Regions from separate parts of the Homo sapiens genome. Here region 2 is linked to region 1. Evidence: chromatin loops called from intact Hi-C (ENCODE). Cell type or tissue: B cell. All regions are shown on one strand. Each heading gives the region's core, and the rest is flanking DNA. Links, peaks and the distances in the headings are about the cores only.

The links. Hi-C counts contacts between places; a loop is a spot of excess contacts. Peaks named below come from ENCODE experiments on the same cell type or tissue, not always from the same donor. Only the 100,000 strongest peaks of a DNase experiment are listed, where the experiment ranks them.
Region 2: it touches region 1 in a loop (10-fold over the local background); 1 of 110 quality-filtered maps calls a loop at or near these places.

Annotation. Positions count from the first base shown.
Region 1 is chr10:73,955,918-73,958,833 of GRCh38, reverse strand. No RefSeq gene overlaps it. Among named protein-coding and RNA genes, the nearest start is that of C10orf55, 35 kb to the right of the region's middle. RefSeq lists enhancers at 1,419-1,926, 2,114-2,213. In B cell, for the core only: a CTCF peak has its summit at 1,251 (motif pointing right); DNase peaks (open chromatin) are centred at 153, 1,303 and 1,953; H3K4me3 peaks cover 1,502 bases; H3K27ac peaks cover 2,288 bases.
Region 2 is chr10:75,118,097-75,121,012 of GRCh38, reverse strand. The region is part of intron 1 of SAMD8 (sterile alpha motif domain containing 8); the gene reads right to left. It overlaps LOC124902460 (a long non-coding RNA gene), which reads left to right. Exons shown (of 3, transcript XR_007062202.1): 3 at 1,297-1,370. Among named protein-coding and RNA genes, the nearest start is that of SAMD8, 7.9 kb to the right of the region's middle. In B cell, for the core only: no CTCF peak of the experiment used is centred there; a DNase peak (open chromatin) is centred at 1,383.

The sequences.
Region 1 (2,916 bases), core at 94-2,593:
TAGCATCACTTCCACTGTGCCTCAGAATCCCTAAGTGACCCTTTACTCCTCTGACCTTCCTGGGAGGCCTTCTTGCTCTGAGCACAAGCTCTGGGGCATGTGAAAGCAGCCATTATCCGTATCTTCCCGAGCTCTGCAGCCACCTGCTTTGACAGCTTCCCCATTTTGTTCTAACCAAACTGCAGGAGTTTCACCTTCCTGTTCCTCTTCAGAAAACAAACAAAAAACTATCTCTTTTTTTTTTTTTTTTTGAGACAGAGTCTCACTCTGTTGCCCAGGCTGAAGGTGCAGTGGCACAATGGCTCACTGCAGCCTCCGTGCCCCACCCCGGGTTCAAGCTAGTCTCCTGCCTCAGCCTCCTGAGTAGCTGGGATTACAGGCGCCCACCGCCACGCTCAGCTAAATTTTGTATTTTTAGTAGAGATGGGGTTTCACCATATTGGCTAGGCTGGTCTCGAACTCCTGACCTCAGGTGATCCACCCACCTTGGCCTCCCAAAGTGCTGGGATTACAGGTATGAGCCACCGCTCCCAGACACAAAAAAAAAGATCTTTACAAGATCTTTTAGGTGGGCGCAGTGGCTCACATCTGTAATCCCAGCATTTTGGGAGGCTGAGATAGGCAAATTGCTTGAGCCCAGGAGTTCAAGACCAGCCTAGGCAACATACGGAGACCCTGTCTCTACAAAACATACAAAAAAAAAATCAGCCAGTGTGTGTGTGTGCCTGTAGTCCCAGCTACTTGGGAGGCTGAGGCAGGAGGATCACCTGAGCCCTAGAGGTTGAGGCTGCAGTGAGCCGTGATGGTGCTACTGCACTCGAGCCTGGCCAATAGAGTAAGAGTGAGATCTTGTCTCAAAAAAACAAAAAGGAAATTAAAAAAAAAAAACTCTAGCCAGCCATGGTGGCTCATGCCTGTAATCCCAGCACTTTGGGAGGCCGAGGTGAGCAGATCACGAGGTCAGGAGTTCGAGACCAGCCTGGCCAACATGGAGAAACCTCGTCTCTACTAAAAATACAAAAATCAGCCAGGCATGGTGGTGTACCTGTAGTCCCAGCTACTGGGGAGGCTGAGGCGGGAGAATCACTTGAACCCGGTAGGTGGAGGTTGCAGTGAGCCAAGATCACACCACTGTACTCCAGCCTGGGCAACAGAGCGAGACTCCGTCTCAGAAAAAAAAAAAAAAAAGAAAAATATATATATATATTTTAAAAGTCATGCCATGTCATCCGCATATCTCCATCTGGAGCACTAACAGAGAAGTGGTGGCCACCAGGGGGCCAGAGAGAGCCCAAAGCCCTCCCCTCCCTACCAAACACAGGTGTCAGAGACATGGTCCTCTAAGTAAGCATTACTATCTCAAGGTTTCTCTTAACATATAAGTACTCCTGAGAGGGGGAACACAAGAAATCCTGAATTCTTCAGAATGAATAATTCAGAAGATGTAGTGATAAGTGATACGGTGTCATCAAAGCTTTGGTAGACAACAGTGAGCAGGGCTTGGCTGGGGAAGAGAAGGCAAAAACAAACTTTGCCTACTTTGCCTATTGTCTGGGAGCCTCTTGGACTCTGGGTTTTACAATAACAAGAGGTAACGGCTTTTCTGCCAAACCTGTGTCCTGGGCCTGGGCTCAGCTCCTCATTTGGAGGTGGAGGAACTAGGAGGGCAGATTTGCTTTCCTGAGAACAGAACCAGAGAGAAGCAATTGGGAATGGAGCGTAATTTAGAAACCAGTGATGGTGAGAAGCAGCTGGTGGCTCACTCCCGGCATGTCAGTCCTGCCTGGCTGGTTTCTTGAAGAGGAACAAGAATGCTGTATTTAAGGTTTCTTGCTTTTCCCCCCCACTTCCAATGGCTGCAGATACTGGCGGCCTCTTTCCTGGTCTGCTCCTGTCACTGCCCTCTGAGTGGAAGGGACGGTTGCCCCACAGATTGGCTGAAGAGCTGGAGCCTCAGGCTGGCAGGGAGGCCACAGCCCAAAGCACAGGGGCACCCAGGGGTAACATTATCCTGCCAAAGCCAAACAAGGAACTGAGTGTTTAGAATAACTTTAAGAAAGTTGTGGGCGTTTTCTCTGTCAGGGAAACCAGAAACCACAGTGAGATAATGGATAGCTATATTCAGGTCACAGATTATCAGCTGCCACTGCTGCTTCCTGTTCAAATTTGATGAAACTTCTTTCTAGTCACTGGAGCCTCCTGGATTCTGCGGGCATGTCAGCATTTAGTGATGTGGGACTCAGAGTTCCACCTAAGGACCTGACATAACCCGGGGGCAGAAACCGTTCTTTTGGGGTGAGGCTTCAGGGGCCAGCTCCTGGTGGAGGAGATGGTAGGTAAGGGGCCAACAGTAAGAATACAGTTTCCCGAACTTTTAGGGTGCTTCAGGCTCTTGGGCTAGGAGATTTTTGTGCATTATCTCATTTGACTCTCAAACCACCCTATGAGAGAGGTACTATTAGGATCCCTTATTTATTTATTTTATTTTATTTTAGAGACAGGGACTTGCTCTGTTGCCCAGACTGGGGTCCAACGAGGCAATCAGGGCTCACTGCAGCCTCCACCTCCTGGGCTTAAGGGATCCTCCCACCCCAGCCTCCTGAGTAGCTAGGACTATAGGCTCATGCCACCACACCTGGCTAATTTAAAAATTTTTTTATTTTGTTGAGACAGGCCTCACTTTGTTGCCCAGGCTGGTCTCAAACTCCTGGCTTTGAGCAATCCTCCCGCCTTGGCCTCCCAAATTGCTGAGATTATAGGTGTGAGCCACCTAGCCTGGCCTGTGATCCTCATTTTATGGGTGAGGAAAGGGGCTCAGAAATGTTGTCAATTGTCCAAGGGTCACAGGGGCAGAACTGGAAACCAAAATCAAAATCAGGATTTTTTTTTTACTTTCTTTCTTTCCCTCTCTTTCTT
Region 2 (2,916 bases), core at 134-2,633, 1.2 Mb before region 1:
TGAGGTTAAGACTTCAAGACAAGCCTGGTCAACATAAAACCCCACCTCTACTAAAAATACAAAAATTAGCCAGGTGTGGTGGTGCACGACAGTAGTCCCAGCTACTCGGGAGGCAGAGGCAAGAGAATCGCTTGAACCTGGGAGGCGGAGGCTGCAGTGAGCTGAGATTGCACCACTGCACTCCAGCCCAGGCAACAGAGTGAGATTTCGTCTCAAAAAAAAAAAAAAAAAAAAAAAAGATGGAAATTACTTTTCAACATAACAACGTAATTAAGCTACATAAACTGAGAAACAATAATATAAAATAGAGGTTCTAGTTACTCAATGCATTGCTCTACACATCAATATGCACTGCTCATATAACGACTTAACATAAAATTTAACTATTAATAAATATTTCCACAGGAGCATACCACTCACCAACATTTTAAAAAGTATGACGCTGGCCGGGCGCGGTGGCTCACGCCTGTAATCCCAGCACTTTGGGAGGCTGAGGCGGGCGGATCACGAGGTCAGGAGATAGAGACCATCCTGGCTAACACGGTGAAACCCCATCTCTACTAAAAATACAAAAAATTAGCTGGGCATGGTGGCAGGCGCCTGTAATCCCAGCTACGGGAGGCTGAGGCAGGAGAATGGCATGAACCTGGGAGGCGGAGCTTGCGGTGAGCCGAGATCGTGCCACTGCACTCCAGCCTGGGCAATAGAGCGAGACTCCATTTCAAAAATAAATAAATAAAATAAAATAAAAAGTATGTCAGTGATGTAACTGATTACTGTTGATACCTGAAAGCACTTCTGTACAGTTTGGGAATTGGGAAACTTCCTAAAGTGATAGGCACTAAAAACTAGAAAGACACAGCTATTCCACTGGGCTTAATTATACCAACACACAAGAGACCAAAATAGCCTCTAATCCATCACTGGACAATCTTTACTTTTTTTGAGACAGTGTCTCACTCTGTCGCCCAGGCTGGAGTGCAGTGGTACAATCTCGGCTCACTGCAACCTCCACCTCCCAGGTTAAACCGATTCCCTTGCCTCGGCTTCCCGAGTAGCTGGGATTACAGATGCGCGCCACCACGCCCAGCTAATTTTTTTGTATTTTTAGTAGAGACGAGGTTTCACCATGTTGGCCAGGCTGGTCTTGAACTCCTGACCTCAGGCAATCCGCCTGCCTCGGCCTCCCAAGGTGCTGAGATTACAGGAGTGAGTCACCGTGCCCAGCTAACAATATTTAAAATACAGAGAATATATCAACAAAATGAAACCTTTACAATATGCTTACTTTTACAGAAGCAAAATCCATGTTCAGATGGTGATTACAGTGACTTAAACATGCTGGATTTTTCTTGTAGTTTCACTTCTCACGTGTGCGCACGTGTGTGTGCATGTGTGTGCAGAAAATCATCAAAAATATTGGAGTACAACCAGCTGAAGCAACTGTCCTCTATTCTAAATTCTGTGATTGTATTTAAAAGCCCTACATTCAAATGCCCCTAAAGGAATTCACAACTGATAAAACTTGACTCATAAATACAATATGTGCTATTTGTATAAATTATTATTGATTCACGCCTGTAATCCCAGCACTTTGGGAAGCCAAGGCGGGCAGGTCACCTGAGGTCAGGAGTTCGAGACCAGCCTGACCAACATGGAGAAACCCCGTCTCTACTAAAAATACAAAAAAATTAGCTAGGCATGGTGGTGCACCCCTGTAATCCCAGCTACTCAGTAGGCTGAGGCAGAATTGCTTGAACCCAGGAGGCGGAGGTTGCAGCGAGCTGAGATCGCACCACTGCACTCCAGCCTCAGTAACAAGAGCGAAACTCCGTCTCAAATTAAAAAAAAAAAACAAATCATTACTGATTTAGTTTACAAAATTTAAAAGTTAAACAGCTTCCAAATGATGTATAAAACGTAAAAAAATTAAGATCCATATCCCAAGATAAACACTGAGGAAGAGACTTCAAACATTATATAAAGCTAGAGTTAATAAATTTTTCTTAGGGCAATTATATATTATAGATGCACTGAAGCTGAAATACAGCTAAATCAAATACATTTAGCTTATCTAATATCCACATAATAAAGACTACATGTTTGCAGATCCATAAACCAGAACATAAAAACAATTCTTATGAAAGCAAAAAGCCTAAACTATGATGTAGGAGGATAAGGTTTAATTTGGGCATATATGGCTAAACTTTGTGATTAATAACTCTGTAGTTTATAGTATTTGGGATTATCCAACTTTTTTCCATACTATTTTAAAATTTTTACCATAAATGAAAACATTTTCATTCAGCAAACAAAAACTACTCTTTTCTCTTTATACTTATAGAAAGATATTTTTCTTTTTCTTTTTTGAGACGGAGTCTTGCTCTGTCGCCCAGGCTGGAATGCAGCGGCGTGATCTCAGCCCACTGCAGCCTCTGCCTCCCAGGTTCAAACAATTCTCCTGCCTCTGCCTCCCAAGTAGCTGGGACTATAGGGGCACACCACCACACCTGGCTAATTTTTATATTTTTAGTAGAGACAGCATTTCACCATGCTGGCCAGGCTGGTCTCGAACTCTGATCTCAAGTGATCTGCCTGCCTCACCCTCCCAAAGTGCTGGGATTACAGGCGCAAGCCACTGTGCCCAGCCTATTTTGCATTTTCTTAGCAAGCACAGGGTATTGTTTCCAAAACATCGATAAAATCTGCAATAATTACAAAACAGTTTCAAAGACCTTGCACTAACTCCTACCATCCATTTTGAAACTCTTTAGTGGTGATTTTCTGTTTTGTTATGTCCCACTTCTGAGCAGTAGAATTTAGGGCAGCATCTTTAAAAGAATTAAATTCCCTCCTCAGTTACATCATCATTCTCTTGGCTGCACTTCAGTTCTTGGACTTTTTTGCTGCTCTAAC